Regions from separate parts of the Homo sapiens genome. Here region 1 is linked to region 2. Evidence: chromatin loops called from intact Hi-C (ENCODE). Cell type or tissue: OCI-LY7. All regions are shown on one strand. Each heading gives the region's core, and the rest is flanking DNA. Links, peaks and the distances in the headings are about the cores only. Region 1 overlaps LINC01170 (long intergenic non-protein coding RNA 1170). Region 2 has its middle 400 kb from the start of LINC01170.

Evidence for each region. Peaks named below come from ENCODE experiments on the same cell type or tissue, not always from the same donor. Only the 100,000 strongest peaks of a DNase experiment are listed, where the experiment ranks them.
Region 1: it touches region 2 in a loop (4-fold over the local background); 2 of 110 quality-filtered maps call a loop at or near these places.

What each region holds. Positions count from the first base shown.
Region 1 is chr5:124,159,396-124,167,743 of GRCh38, forward strand. The region is part of intron 4 of LINC01170 (long intergenic non-protein coding RNA 1170); the gene reads right to left. Among named protein-coding and RNA genes, the nearest start is that of LINC01170, 270 kb to the right of the region's middle. In OCI-LY7, for the core only: no CTCF peak of the experiment used is centred there; a DNase peak (open chromatin) is centred at 3,616; H3K27ac peaks cover 864 bases.
Region 2 is chr5:124,030,911-124,039,258 of GRCh38, forward strand. No RefSeq gene overlaps it. Among named protein-coding and RNA genes, the nearest start is that of LINC01170, 400 kb to the right of the region's middle. RefSeq lists an enhancer at 4,379-4,428. In OCI-LY7, for the core only: no CTCF peak of the experiment used is centred there; a DNase peak (open chromatin) is centred at 4,221; H3K4me3 peaks cover 2,164 bases; H3K27ac peaks cover 3,695 bases.

The DNA of each region.
Region 1 (8,348 bases), core at 140-8,139, 130 kb after region 2:
TTTGAAAAGCATGATTCAAGATCATCATCCTCTCCATCCTGAGAGTTCAAAATATAGTACTTTATATTTATATGTAGCGGCCACACATCTTTTTACAATCACTGTGGTTTTTTGCCCTTCTTTCATTTTTACTTATAGCTAGAAAGTTTTTGATGAAATAACTTGAGTTAAATAGTCTTAATTGATGTCTAATCTCCAAGTGATCAGATCTATTCAAAAGTCTACTACTGTAGACATTTTAGTGGCAGAAATGCATAATTAAACATCTGTCCCTAAATATATAATGCACAGAAAGTAAATAAAATAGAAATTAATGTAAGTATTTTTTAAACTTGGTAAAAAAATCCATTTATTTATGGAAACAATTGAATCATACCATTATTGTAATCAACTTTATAATGGTATGATCTTTTGATCCCTTCTCCCCAAATTAGATAATACATAGACTTAGTTATATTCAGATGTATTTATACAAAGATAGTGCAGTGTGTTTTTATTCTATAGCAACCTATGTCTTAAATGTATACATAAGTTTATAAAGTATATCTACCTTGTATGTAATCTACCTCTAGGGAAGTCATATTTTTTTATTTTTCTCAAATGTAAAGATAAACGAGACAATTTAGAAGTCAGTAATGAGCAGTTAGTAATTTAGGAATGACTAACAGTATCTTCAGCTACAATTTTGGAATCTGAAAACTGCTAGGATCTAGGGAGCAATTTTATTGGCCATTAAAATGTTCTTAAGTTGTCCTATAAAAATATAAAGTTTCTACTGATAAGCAGAGCTATTAGTGGTCAGCTTAATTTTAAACAAATTTAAATATATTAATTTTCCTACTAAATATTTAATTATGTATGCTGATGACAGCAAAGTGATTCTACAGACTAGAATTATCTTGGGGTAATCAAAGCCTCAGGAAAATGAAGGAATTTTGATTGTGGCTGGCTCTTTTAACTCGGAGTAGCTATTTATTTTTTTACAACATAAAAAGCCTGTTTTCTTGCTAGCTGGGCCACATGGGAAATTCAACAGTTTCAGTTCCAGTCAAGAAATATGCATTAGGCACCTTCTACAAGAGAAGTCAGTATAGCACAATGGTTAACAATATGGCCTCAGGACCTAACTGCCTGCTCAGACCCTTGCTTCACCCACTTGGTACCTGGTTGATTGCCAAAGTTACTTAACAACTCTGTGCCTCAGTTTCCTTATCTGTAAAATAGGGATGCTGGTCGTTACAGTACCCATATCATCAGACAAAGTAAGTTTAAAAAAAAGTGCATGAGCTTCTTTAAAAAGTTTTGATGTAAGAGTGCTTGATAAATGTCAGCTGTTGTAATGTGAAAGGCACTGTGTTTGGTGCTAGGCTTACAGGATAAATACAACACAATCTCCTTCCATAAAACAAGGCAATTCTGCAAACCTCAGGCAAATGGCCATCAACTTGGTCTTCATAAAACCACCTGGGAGCACACTACAGGACCACTCTAAGAGGAAATGATGACTTTGTACTTCCAACTTATATACTTTCCTTATATCACAAGTTCCTAAAGAACTTAGTCTTGAGGAAAGAGCTAATTTGAATCTTAAGAAGAAATAACTTTCCTTCTGTTGGTGTTCAGCAGCACCCCAGAGAAAGACATTCCCCAGGAATTACTTTTCTGGTCTGTTACTGTTATAATTGGTTTCCAAGTGTTACCGATCCTTCTCACCAGAAAGTGGCTGGAAAACAATAATTCATTTCTAGTCCTTTCCCACTTGAGACAGAATTTGAGTTTATAAATTCAGCCTTAAAAGATCAATACACACTTCCAAGCCAGCATATCCTCTCATCTTAAAATGGGTTTGTTTTTTATGTATAAAAAGCCAGTGGCTTAACTGAGTAGACACTATCATTTTTACAGGGCTAATTGCATTTGGATAGGGCCCTGGGGGAGGGGAGTGGTGGGCTACGGTAGGCACAGGTAGATGGGGGACATCTGGCATTCTTTGGGAATTGTTGACATTTTGCTTTTTTCCTCTGTCACTCGATAACCCTTCTTCTAACAGTGGTAGACATTCCAAGGTAGCTGGCTTGAGCAAACAAAGAGAACTTACTGGCTCACATTACAAAAAAAAAAAAAAATTCTGGATAAACTGCATTCAGGAGCAGCTGGACCAGACAGAACTCAGTAAGTATCAAGGCTCCATCTCTGCACACGACGGGTATGATGTCCCCTAACAGCCCCAGAGTCCCATCCTGCTAGCTTTGTAACGCCTGCAGAAAGACAAAATGTGCAACTTCTACCCATACCATCTCCCTTCTCTTGGACCATGTGCCCAGCCTTGGACTAATCTTTGTTTCCAGGCAGGTAGGGTACAAGTAAGTCATCTGCCCACCCTTAGAGCAGCACTATTGTGAACTAGATAAGAACAGAAGTCTGGAGACACAATACCCAGGTTTGGATCTCACTTTCACCACTTAACTAGCTGCGTGACATTAGGCAAATCATTTAGCCAAACTGTGCCAAACGGATTAAACTGAGTTTATACATGTAAGGCATTAAGACTAGCACCTGACACCTAATAACCACCGTGCTGACAACTATGATGAAGAGCAGAATGATGGTAGTGGGGATAAGGAGGAAGAAGATGCAGAAAAGGAGAAATCAGGGACTGGTAGCCCCACCAGAAGTACATGGACTAAAGGAAGGACGATCTTGAAAGGAACTCGGGTTCATGGCAGAAAACAAGAACAATGAAAACTAGCAATAACTAGCAGATATTTGTTTGTAGCCCCTACACCAACCTGTTATGCCCTGCTTTGTTCCCTAATAGAAGTCCACGTAGTTTGGGTGCTAGAAATATAAAACCTGGAATGTGATAAGTAAATCTCTGTGGATATCCTTGGTGTTATAAATGTGCTGCTTCTCTGCTTTTAAAAATAAAGCATTTGGGCCAGGCATGGTGGCTCACACCTGTAATCCCAGCATTTTGGGAGGCCAAGGCGAGCGGATCACATGAGGCCAGGAAATGGAGACTAGCCTGGCCAACATGGTGAAATTTTGTAAAAATACAAAAATTAGCCACGAGTGGTGGCATGAGCCTGTAATCCCAGCTACTTGGGAGACTGAGCCAAGATCGCACCGCTGCACTCCAGCCTGGGTGACAGAGTGAGACTCTGTCTCTAAAAAATAAAATAAAATAAGTAAAATAAAATAAAGCAAAACAAAATAAAATAACATCTTGACCTAGTAAAGGCATTGTTTAGGACTTCTCCAAATAACTTCCCATTTGTAATGCTCATCAATTTGTACATGACTAAAGGAATGATACGCATGATTGTGTTGCAGGATGGAAAAAACCTACCTCAGACATATCTTTTTAAAAAAAATAATGTCAATCCCCCCAAACTTCTTTCCTACAGGAAATGAACTGCACGTCAGCTGTGCAGGCAGGGAGAAAGGAGGTGGAAGAGGCAAGGGAGCAAGAAAGGAAGGAGGGAAGCAAAATAAACCCACTCCTGTGTAGAGCGTTGGAAATGTGGCACTAACAAAGACTTCCTGTTCCACATAGAATCAGCGCTGGCAGAGGCGGCATGCAGGGCTGTGGGTGTACTCAGCTGTGCAGAGCTGATTATAGAAGATGAAAGGGCTTGGCAATTTATTTCATCTCACACTGAAGCACTGCTGACAACTGAAAGTGAGGACAGAAGGATTCATTTGTTCAACTTCTGTTTTAAAAAACAGACTTCAAATGATACCACAGAGAAAAAGGAGGAAACGCTGCAGTGTAATAAAATGTCTATTTTTAAAAAACACACTAGCTGCAGCATTTTTATTTCATAGGTGGGTTTGAAGGCAAAGGGGTTGGCTTTTTTGTGGTTGTTATCAATTCCAGGGAATGTGACATGCACGCAGGATCAATTACTAATCAAATAGACCACGTTCACCTAATCTGACCAAAGCTCTCGTGTACATTCATCCTTGAGTCCAAAGATGAGTCACAGTGAGGAAAACCTAACCCTGCAGTGTTTAAATACTTCCTATGCAGGATCTTTATACTAAAACTGAATAAATGTATGATATATGATGGAGAATCTATTTTAAATTTTATAATCCTGGTCATCTTAATTTTTAGTTCACAAATTCAGATTTTCTTCATTTATCTATATGATTGCGTTTGCTTGAATTTTTGGAAGAAAATGTTATATTTCCTTTTAAATAAAATGTGTTATGACTTCTCATCAGCATATTTAATGTTTGAGAATGAGGAATATTTTTCAGTTCAAAGACTCATATAAATTATTGTGAAATCTAATCTACCTAGCAAAGTGGTCTTATCCCAAAAGATTTATAGAGATGGGTAATATCCCATACTGGTAGCACATTAGTTATTTATGATTAATATACAAATACAAATGTTAATGAAAAAGATTTTTAAAAAATTCTTCCTATAATCATTAAAATTAAACTATCAGTAACATGAGCATATTAGCCTTAAGCAATTTCTTAAGCAATTCAGGTAAATGATTGATTCCTTTCTTTGTAATTTATATCAGAAATTTAGTCATATTTACTATTTTAAATATAGGTTTTCTTTGGAGGAACACACCAGAGCAATAGAAATGGAAAAGATTACAGCTAAAATACATTCTCTAGCTCCCCTAGGCCTCTAGAAACCATTAAATTTAAGAGTTCATTTTCTAGCAATATATTTGGAGCACCTGCTGTGTGTCAGGCACTGTTTTAGGTACTAGGAATAACAGCATTTACCAGGAGCTTCTGTTACCAAGCTCACTGTGTGAGGCTGGCAGGTTTACCCTGTCTCACTCCAGGAACAACATCCACATAGACAACAATGTGAGGGGTCTGCCTGGAGTTGGGCAATGCACAGCCCTGCTTATGGTCTAACAGAAAATGTAGAAGTAAACTAACAGGAAATCAGATAAGAGTAAGAATTCAATGTAGAAAATAAAAACCCACAGGTAGCACCATAAAGGATAAGAAGAGGGGCCACATCATAAGAGATTTTAAGAACGGTCTTGCTAAGTAGTAGTATTTAAGCTGAGATTGGAATGATAAGGAAGATCTAGCTTTGTGAAGATCTGAGGAAGAACATTCTAAAGATGAAAACACAAGATGAGCCTGGCAGCCTCTGGGATCAGAGAGAAGACCTGAGCAACTGGAGTGCTGAGCCCAGGGGGAGCAGGGTGGGCCAAAGAAGGTCACAGGTAAGAGAGGGGCCACTCTTCAGAGGGGCTGACAAGCCAAGGAGTTTGACATCTTTCTAAGGACAAAAGGAAGCTCCTGGAGAGTCCCTTCCAATAAGGAGAATGATGTTGGAGTCTCATGTAGCACAAAAGCAGCCCAGCATGGGTGCTCCTGTTTTGTCCTGGATGATTCAGAGCCTCAGATGATGGGATCTGAAGATGAGAAGAGCAAGTAGGGAGATAAACTATAATTGAATGATGATTATTTCATTGAGGTTCTAATTGAAAAATTACAATCCAAACCATACAGAAGCAAACCCAAACCAGTAATATTACATTTGTTTGTCTGAATAATTATTTTTCAAAGACACTCAGACACCAAATTGTACATTTTTGCTCTGCTATAATGAATGGTACTGAAACAAAATGGAAGACTGAACATACTGTGAAAAGAATGTTACAAGTGGTGGTTCATGTGCCAGTGGGCTCTGACCCCAGCGTCCTCTAGTTAGGTTATATAGAGGTAAATATTAAGTGTAATATTGAATATTCAATAATGCTTCAATATTGAGTATGGCTTAATTATACATAGCTTCATATTGCATTGTGTATACCAAAACACACCAAAAAATGTAACCACTTTTCTATATAAGCTACCATTTATAATGTAGCTTATGTGTTTCATTATGTTATGAAAATACCAAAGATACTTAGAAGTGGAAAAGCATATAAATCAGAAATGTTATAGGTAGTCAATAAATGTTTGAACAAATAAGTTAATACCTAGACTTTAATCATTTGTCATTCAATAAAAATGTTATTTTATTGAAATTATTTGAGCTGTAAGTTCATTTGAATAATTTTTCTTGGTTTTTATGATAAAATTTAATTCTATCTAGTATGTAGGGTACATATTATATTTTATTGATAGAGGAAAAATTATATATATGAATGAAACATTATCATTAACAACTCCATTACTCCATTTTAATACATGATATATTGGGGAATATCATAGGTATACTCAGTTTGGGGCATAGATATTACTTTTATAAAGATAACTTGGAGGCAGTAATGATTGATTTAGTTGGAATGTTTTGAGAAAGCTTGTCCTACAGTAAACTTTTCATAAATTTGCCCTCACAAAAGAGTTAAATAATAGGGAAATGCTTTAAAGTTATGTCAAAGATGGTACTCAGAGTAACCAGATATATGAAAAATAAATCACTGACTCAAGCACATGAAAATATCAACAAGTATTTTGGCAATTAGGTGAACTAAAACCACATCTGGTGATTTTTTTTCAAACCCTGCCTCTTATTTTTATCAAGGTATAAATTATTCACAGTGAAAAGCAAACATCTTAAGTTTACAGTTCAGTGGGTTGCAACAAATGTATGCACCCATATAAGCAGCACCCATACCAAAGAAATTCCCTTCATGGCTCTTTACAATCAATTTCCTCACCCCTCATGCAGAGGTAATCACTTTCCGGATTTCTATCACCATAGCTTCGTTTTAACAGTTCTAGTAATTGGCTATAAGCAATTATATTACTTAACAATAAAAAGAAATGAACTATTAATAGGCACAACAACATCGATGAACCTTATGATGAGTGAAAGTAATCAAGCAAAAAAGAAGTACCTACCATATTATTCAATTTACATACAATTCTAGAAAATGAAATTTTCTAGAAATGAAAACAAATCTTTAGTGATGGAACTCAGATGGCTAGGTGTCTGGAGACCAGGAAGATCCGAGAGAGAAATTATAAATGGGCATAAGAAAAATTGGGGGGGCTTATAGATAAGTCAAAATGTATCAAATTGTACACTTCATACGTAGTTGATTTTGTCAATTATATCTCAGTAAAGCTGTTTAAAAATTGTAACTCCCAATGGCAAATCAGTTTGCTGGGTAAGAAAAGATCACTTTGCAAGTCACGCTAAGCTTTTATCTTTAATAAGTAATTAAGCTTTCATACAGATTTTTTCAATTTGGAAAACATTTGAGCATGTTATCTTCAAATATTTTTGCTAATGCCAATTCTTTTCTCTCCCTTTTCTGCAATTCCAGTTCCATGTATGTTCGATGTTTTGATATTGCCACACAATCAAAAGATCGATATGGTTATTTTTAATTTTTCCAATCTCTTTTTTCACTCTGTGCTTTGGTTGGTTTGTTTCTGTTGACTTATCTGCAAGTACAGTTATTTTTTTTTCTGATTGTCCAATCTGTTGTTATAACCTCCAGTAAATTTTCCATCTTCTCAAATTTCTATTTGAATTTTTATAGTTCTCATTTCTCTACTGTGAACCGCTATTTGTTCATATATTATATCCATCTTTACCTTAAATCTTTGAAAATATTTATAATATAGTATTAAGATTCTTTTGGTTCCCAGAAATCTCTAAACATTTTTTCAGCACAAGTTATAAAACAATTGTGAATGCATGTTATTTTAGTCTGAGTAAATAGCTCTTTTATTTAATGTTTTATGTAATTTTGATATACTCCTCAGAGCACAAACACTGAGCTCTTTAAACACAAACCCTTTCTACACAGGTTTATACAATATTTTGGACATATGAGATGTACACTGGATCTACCATTAAGAGTTCTGTTAGAACCACCATCACTGGAAGAAGGAATTTATTGATCTACTAAACTTTTCAATGGTTTCAATCTCATATTCAGTTACATATGTTACTAGTTGACCCATTAAAATAAGATGGCAAAAAAAACAACTCAACCTTTGGAATAGTTTTTTTTTCTCTTTAACAAGTTGTATATATTGTCTTCTGTCATAAATAAAACAAACAAATAAATATAATTGAGTAATGTCTTATTCCATATTTGTTTTAATCTGATACTTCACTCTAAATTTTTTTTGAGCTATAATTCACACAAAATAAAATACACATATCTTAAGTGTTTTGCTTAATGATTTTATAATTATATATCTCCACCTAACAACCACCCAAATAAGATATAGAACATTTTCATCAACCTAAAAATTTTCCTCATGCCCCTTTTCCAGTTAGTTTACCTTCTCCCAAAGGTAAGAAGTTTCTGATTTCTATTGGCATGGAATTCTTTAGCATCTAGCTTCCTTCAAACAAATAATATTTTTGAGGTTTGTCCATATTGTTG
Region 2 (8,348 bases), core at 162-8,161:
TACTCTTATGAAACATTTATTTAAAATACTCTAAACAATTAATATGAAAATTTAAAAAATTATATATACTTTGCTTAACTTGGGGCCTTCAGCTAGATTTTTCTGCTTTAAGTCCTAGAGCATGATGAATTAGAAACATGTATTCAAAAGGAAAAATATTTCATATAACAAATTTATACACAAAAGAATGAAGCTAAAAGTTCTGGCTGAGATTAATGTTTATTACAAGAAATTCAAAGTACTATTTCCCTGATTTCTTCTCATTAGGACTTATGTATCCATTTATTATGATATTGAGCAACTCAAAAAGAGAAAAACACATCAAAAAATTGAAAGTTATATTAAAGTTAAAAAAAAAAAGAAAAAAACCCTGACAATCTCTCCTATAAGATCAGTTCACGTTGCCTGTCAAAGTTTGCTAAACAATCAACTTGTTGAATTAGGCAATGTTTTCACCCCATATGATACCCACACCTCAAAAAGCTTTTATTTATTTTATTTTTATTTATTTATTATTTTTTTTGAGACTGAGTTTTGCTCCTGTTGCCCAGGTGTAGTGGCGTGACCTCATCTCACTGTAACCGCTGCCTCCTGGATTCAAGAGATTCTCCTGTCTCAGCCTCCTCAGTAGCTGGGATTACTGGCATGTGCCACTACGCCCAGCCAATTTTTTGTGTTTTTAGTAGAGACAGGGTTTCATTATGTTGGCCAGGCTGGTCTCGAACTCCTGACCTCAGGTCATCCACCTGCCTCAGCCTCCCAAAGTGCAGATTACAGGCGTGAGCCACTACACCCGGCCTCAAAACCCTTTTAAATGTTAAAAATTATGAATGGTCCAAATAATTGAGTATGGAACAAAAGAGAAGATGAAAGAGAGGCTTGATTCAAATGAGTTATACATCTTTATTAGCACAAATTAAAGTTCTTCATATGTACCAACTTCCTCCAGAACACTAAATTGGGAACAACAAACAAGTCCCAGAGAGCGTCTTTTCACACTTCCTAATCTTGGTTTGAACAGTTCCTGGGTTGCATTGAAAATTGATTTTGTTTTCTAAGTAGGTTTTCAAATTCAGATATTCTGAACAGTGGTTGACTGATTGCATGATTCATGGTGGCAAACCCTTCAGTGCTGGTGAAGTGGGAAGATCCGCAGATGTCAGGGCAGTCGGGGTACAAGTGTGGATACTCCAATTTTTAATTTAATGGGTTATTTTGGTGTGGAAATGGCTGAAGCTTGAGTGAGGAATGAGAGAAAATAATTATCTGAGGCATGAGAGCTGAGTAGAGTTGTTCTTGATTTTAAAGTTATTTTTGCAGAACCAAAAAACACACTACATATTCTTTTAAAAATTATTTCTAATTTCTGAATTTATTTTAAAAATTTTCAGAAAGGAATGCAACTTAAATAGCATTTGTATTGCCCTAAAAATCTTTGGGGGAACAAAAAATGATATAAATAAGCAAGTTTAGTTACTACTACATGTGTATTCTTTATTGACATATAGTACTTAAAATCCAGACTGTCCCAGAACATCTGCAGACCATTTTATACATTCCACAGGAAACCTTTGGGCACGAATTATTAAAATTTCTGAAGAAGGAGGTGAAATACAGAAAACTAAGATATTTAAATATGTCTCAAACAGGCCTTTGGTTAAAATGGCTCCATAATTTCACACTTAAACATATCACCTCTTTCTTTTCCAAAGACAGAGCAATGGCAGATAAAATCAATTAAGAGTAATTGAGCTCAAAAAAAACTATATAAACATCTACATGCACTAGAAGTGCAACAAAAACACAGACCAGTAATAAGCTGAAACTCAGAGCTTTCTGGTTCTTGGGGAGGTTGGCTAAAATCTTGGCTATTGAAAAGTTAACAGGGACTAGAAATGCCTAATCTAAGCTGGGAGGCACAATCCAGTCTTATTAATTGAAGCCAGGGACTCTCTTCAAACCCACCATGAAATGAGGCCAAAGAAAAGAGCTACTGACAACCAAGAAAATCAACAATGAGACCATCAATTTATTCCAAATAAAATTAATTTTAGAAAGCACTTTGACAGTCTTTAAAGTGAGGATACTTATGATGCTCATTTCATCTGTTTTCAAAGTGGAAAAGAAATTATAAAATAAGATGTGGAGAAATGAGGCATGAAAAATGTGAGCTATGTGAAAAAGCTTATTAGGAACCGTGAAAATAAAAAAAAAGAACTTAAAAAATCTTCTTAAGTTACAAAAAGGCTGAAATAAGCACAATTAGAGAATTAGTAAATTTTAAGAACTGGTGAATTCCCTCAAAAATGTATCATGAAGAGATGTAAAACAAAGAGCAGTTGAGAGCCAGAGGCACCGCCTTGCAAGTTCTCTGCATCATAGAAAAGTCGGGAACTACCGCCCCCAGAATCCCCTTTCCTCCATGATTTCAGGTTAATATTCACTGGTGAATGGCATTCACATGAAAATGTGGGGTGGAAGGGATGGGTAGGCATTATTCTCCTGAGACATTTGCACCCAGACATACGGACAGACATGAGATTCACATCAGCTTTCCCGGGAGCTCTTGAGGACCACCTGCTTCAGAACTTCAGGCTGAGATTATCAGGGGTGGCTCTTTTGATCTTCACCTCCCCAGTTCTTCACATGTAAGCCCCTAATGGTTATATTAAAACCACTTATACCCAGAGTGCAGAGAGAGCTTCTGTGTTCCTGAGCAAATACTGAATACATGCAGTTTGCATATGATAGTTATTTTATTATTTATTTTATTATATCCTCTCTTAGCCTTTTAAAAGATGAGAAAAAAAAGGCATACAGAATTAGCTGCTCCACATCACAATAAATAATCAGGGATTGATCCCTCAAGCCTATGCTGATCCTGATTAAATAGGAGTGTGTTGGGAAGAATGCTGAAGCTGTATGGGCACAGTGAGAACCAAGGTCATAATCTCCTGGCAATATTACTGACAATGCGTGGGTACAGGGCAGGGAGTGGTCATAAATGTATTTGTCAGTTGCATACTAAAATATCAAGGGAATAATAAAATGACAGCCCTGTTTTGGCCCTCTGTGACCCAGGTCTGTACACTAGAAAGTTACACTTGCATTGGGCAATTGTTTGGCCCTCTGCACAAATCAGGATCAAAACATAGTCTCTCATATGTTAAACATTATAAATTAACTACATCATGTTTCTTCTTTCACATTTTTAGACGTCTCCTAATCATTTTACTGCCCATTTAATACCTATAAACAGTAATCTTTCTAAAGGTTTTTATATTAACATATTCCTTTCTGGGCTTACTCAGACAAAACACCGGCTTTACTAAAAGCCCTTGGTCACTCAGTAAAATGTTATCATTCATCCCATGGTGCTGTGTAACCTTGCAGAGAAGCCTGCCTCATACATAAGATCAATAATAATTGTGATGTACCCTGTATGGGCAAGATTTGGTACTTCCTTTATGAAAGACTGAAAGACAGAAAAAAGAATAGTGTTACTGTTACTGGGCACATTTATTCTCGTTTTACAAGCACTATGCAATTTAATTTGGATTCAACTTCCCTATTCTATAATCTGCACTTCTTTCCGAATGCCAATAGGAAGGAAATGGCAAATCAGAAGAGTCTAGTAAGTGCGCATTTTAAACATAAGGCAGGAATTTTAGATCTACCATGTGTCAGATCTTTGTTCTTGGTTCATCAGGCCACAATTCATGCCAAATCATTTATCTTATTTTTATTTCAAGACTACAATTGATACACTATGAAGTGTAGCAGTTAGAGAAAATGATTAATAGGTCTCTTTAGCTGTTGATAAATGGTTGAGAACATAAAAATGGAACAAAAGAAACAACAACTATAGATTATAGAAATAGTGATCCTGATGTAGAATTGAAGTCTTTCATCTATTTCTGGGAAAGAGGGCAATAATCTAATGAGAATATTTCTCTATTTTCCCACTCTGAACTCCTTATTTACAAGTAGACATATTCTTAATTTGCTTTTTGATAATGTAAATCAGTACTATATTTTAGACTATGTTTTAGAAACTTTAAAAACTTCTTTCTATACGTGTCTAATTTGAGGCTGCCGGGTGATTTGGTTCAGCTAGGATGTGAGTTTTACTCAGTTCTCATTTCAAAAGCAGAACGTTCGGGCCACTATTTGTCAGGTGATTATGCTCTGCTTATGTTCATTCAGGTGGTCACTGAATTGCCTGCAATCTGCACCATTAATCAAGTTGCCTACTTGGTTGTTAAGGGAACTGAAAACCCCCGCTCAGCTATTTTTTCCAATCTGGTGTTTTTCATGGTTTCACCACTTTATCATGTTAGTTACTGAATTTCCCTATTTTGCATTCACTTGTTCACTCACATTAGAAAAATACATCAGTGTATGTATTTTAGTCTGCATAGAAATCTGGCAATGCCTTTTAAGTCGACCCTGATAAAAAGAATACTAAGAAAATTTTCATAGCAAGAGATGTAGCTGGTCTCCAAAAGATAGATTTAATTTACTAGCATGGGAAATAATAACAGAATCATTTTCTATTTACCAATCAAAACTATGTCCATGTATTTCCACTGTCATTATCTACTTTATATTTAGTGGAAATACTTAAGCAAATATTAATAATCAGTATAATATTCCTGAGGACTCTGACTCTGTCTTTAGAGATGAAATTAAGGAGAGAGCTGAGCAATTACCAAATGGGTTTTATCCACAAAGACAAGTCCTAGAAAAGCCTTGCTAAAGCGATGCCTTGCCCTCAATTTAAAAAATCTTTTCTGTAATCCATTTCACCCTGTTTTAAAAAATATTAATTAACTAATCCAACAAATATTTAATGGGCACTGATTTTGCTATAGGCTTTGGGGTATTTAAAAGATGAGAATACCCTCAGGAAGTTCTAGAAATGGGGAGTCCCCATAAGTTCGATCTCATACCCTCTCTTTAACCCCTGTCCACTTAATAAGTTTCAATATGGTGCCCCAGTATATCAGATGAAAAGAATTATAGCATTGAAAGTGTAATAACTATGTGAAAAATGGATGAAATAAGCTATATTAATTATGAAACACATTCATGATGTCTTCAACTAAGTCTAAAAAATGTGTACATTTTTCAAGATAGAAAAATAAATTCACAGTTTATGACTACAAGCTTTAGGAGAGATGGGTCACTATGCCATCCAATATGTATGTATTGTATCACATCCTAAGCTGTTTCTCCCTGTATATTCTAGTGAAGCAGAGAAGCTAAACAGCCATGACAAGTACAAGGACAGGTTATCACATGTGCACATAGGAAGGGCAACTAGCCAGCAACACGTCTATCAGAGATTCTTTATTTCAGCAGGAATGTCCTCTGAATTATCACCTGTTTTTCCTAATAAAGAGACTAGGTCCCTAGAAGGTGACAGTGGCAAGAGATAAACTGTAGGTGTTCATTTACTGAATGTTTTCTCATTATACGTTTGTTTATTGGACATACATTCAGTAATCTCTCAGGTGCCAGGTTTTGCATCAGCATCTGTGATGTTACTATGTCTTCTAGAAAGAAAATAAAAATCCCAGAAAGAGCTTCAGATTCATTATCTTGTCCTCTACCCAGTGAGCTATCCAAAGTTTTGTAACTTTTGTTTAAAAAAGCCTTATGTCTGCTGGGAGTGAGTTTTCCAAATTTTCTGTGGGGAAAACCTTCCCATTATGAAAATTATTCTTCAAAGAAATTAAACTAGTTCTTTCTGTCTTGCAAGCCATTGTTAAAGAAATAAAGAAAACTCTAAGCCTAAGGCAAGCCCTAGATAACACCTAAAAATAGAGATTTTTTTGGCAAAAATAGAGATGTTTTTGGCATATTTAGAAGAAATTACAGAGAATATACTTCTTTGATCACCTTTCTTTGTTTCTACAGTGTTGGAAACTTGTAGAAACAAAAACCTACTTGAAAAACAAAACCTGTAAATGAGTTATTTCACTTAAAGGAAATGCAATTTTACCTAAAAGGAGTCTTTTTTTTTCCTTTCAGTGTAAGGCAAGAGTAATTTAATTTAGGAGGCTGTTAACCTCCAATGTAACAGATACATAAATCATATTAAAACCACCTTGGAATTTGTAGTGAGCAATGAAATAGATCCCAAGACCAATAAAAGAACTCAGCTAAGTGACTTATCTAAAATGTACACCAGGTAGCAAAGAAGAGGATTCAGGTTTAATTTAAAAGCAAATATCCAGTTTCCTTTTCCTATTTTTCTATATTTTCCTCTTCACTAAGATATAGTTTCAAAGTAATATTCTTGTTCTTTTTCATTATGCTTTCTTTCCTTTTATTTTTTCTTTCTCTTTTTCAGGCTGAGTTTGATGTAAGTTTGGAAGCTACTAAAAAGGGCTTAGGTCCATTTAAAAATTAAAACCAACTCTGCTTCTCAATTGTTTGATTAAAAATTTTGCCTGATTTAAGTTCACAAAATACTAATAGTATTTTTTGTATGATTATATTATACCAATTGTGTCATCTCAAATTAAAATTTTAAAATGCTATTTTAACATTTCATATAAAAGGAAATAAATTTAAGATTTGGAAACTTGACCAGAATACATGTAATACACATAATAAGAAATTATTCCTTGCAAGTCAAGGTGACATTCTGCCCCTAAAAAATTTTAAATAATTTACTTCATGTGAAAATAATGTAAAGAGTATACATTCCATAAGATACAGAGTAATCAAATACTGCATAACTTTGGTATCTCTCTTTCTCTCTTGATTTTTGCTATGTATCACTAGTAACGATATGTTTGTCAATGGAGCAAAATAAGTTTTAGGAATGATAGTACTAAATTAACATAGCCACTGGACATCTGCTTTTTATAATCTTGATGTCCTACATTATTAAGTTATCAATCTCTGAAATACAGTACTGTTGTCTGTTGCTAACAAAAAGAATATTGTACCAGAAAAGGGAGCATTAAACTATCCCAATAATTGGCATTTCAATAGCCAAAAAAATGCCTCTTGAATTTGCTTCTTACAGGTCTGAACATACTATAGTCTGGCATGAATTGACCCAGGAGTATCCTTGCAGTGTTGAGGTCTCTTCTGTTTACAAAATCTAAAACTGTAGAAAAAGAGCCAACTGGCTTGAAGGGGCAGCCATTGCTTCTATAGCTATGTCTTTGTGTCTTTATTCAGTCTTAATGCCTTTACAGAAAATAGTCCAATTTGGGACCTACAACTACAATAGTCCAATATGGGGCCTACAACTAGTTCCTGACCTCAGTCAAAGCAAATAAAATGTGTTTATTTACCAAAAAGACTTTTACTACTTGTATAAAATGCCCCCTTTGGGAAATAGGTACTGGGTAGATTGTTGAAAGTGAAGATGAATTAGTTTACTTTGGGACAGAATGTAGAGAATAAGATATGATGGCATATATTAGCCTTGGTAAAATCCCAGAGGAAAAGGACACAAAGAAGGGAGTGAAGCAGGAAGGCAGGGAAAGCAATAACAGGGATGGAACTATTATCTACCTGGCCACCCTGATAATAGTTACAGCTGATCACTGGAACATAACGGAGGTTCTGAGAGGCCACAAAACTATTGTGCCTCATGACAGTCTGTCTGTGGGAAAAGAGGAAAAGAACGTACATGTTGGTTTATTTTCATTCACTATTTATCGCTATATCCATATACTTCTCAATTTGTCACGAACTGCTGTAGTGTAGCTAGCATCCTCAGGGCTCTAGTTTGGCCAACATGCAGATGCAGGGACCAACACTGTGTGTGTGTGTGTGTGTGTGTGTGTGTGTGTGTGTGTGTGTGTGTGTGGTGGGAGTGGAGAGCAGTCTAAACCTGGATCCACATCTGCAAAAACAAGCACATGTCATTGCTAGGGCTGTGCCAGAAAGCCAAGCAAATGTGTTCATCTGTGGTCATGCGGAAATATACCCTGTACAAAGAATAAGTCTAGTTTGAGAAAGCTGATTACCTCAGGAAAGGTTAGTTACTTCCTCCCCTGTGTTTCTACAGCACCTAATATACACCAATATTAGTAATTTGAGCCCATTATATCATAACTATTTATGTGTGTGTGTGTCTGTCTGTAAAAGATGGTTAACTCCTTAAGTAGGGTAACCTTATTTCTGGGTTTGTACTCGATTCACTACAGTTTAGTTAACATTGGATAATTATTTTAATTCCTTCTTTTACTTTCAAAGTGTCTTTGTTTGGGTAATGAATTACAGGATCACTGTACTCATAAGATATAGTCATGTTTTATTCAATATTGAAAGTACATTCATGCCTAGTATAACATCTACATCATAAGATGTGTTTAATA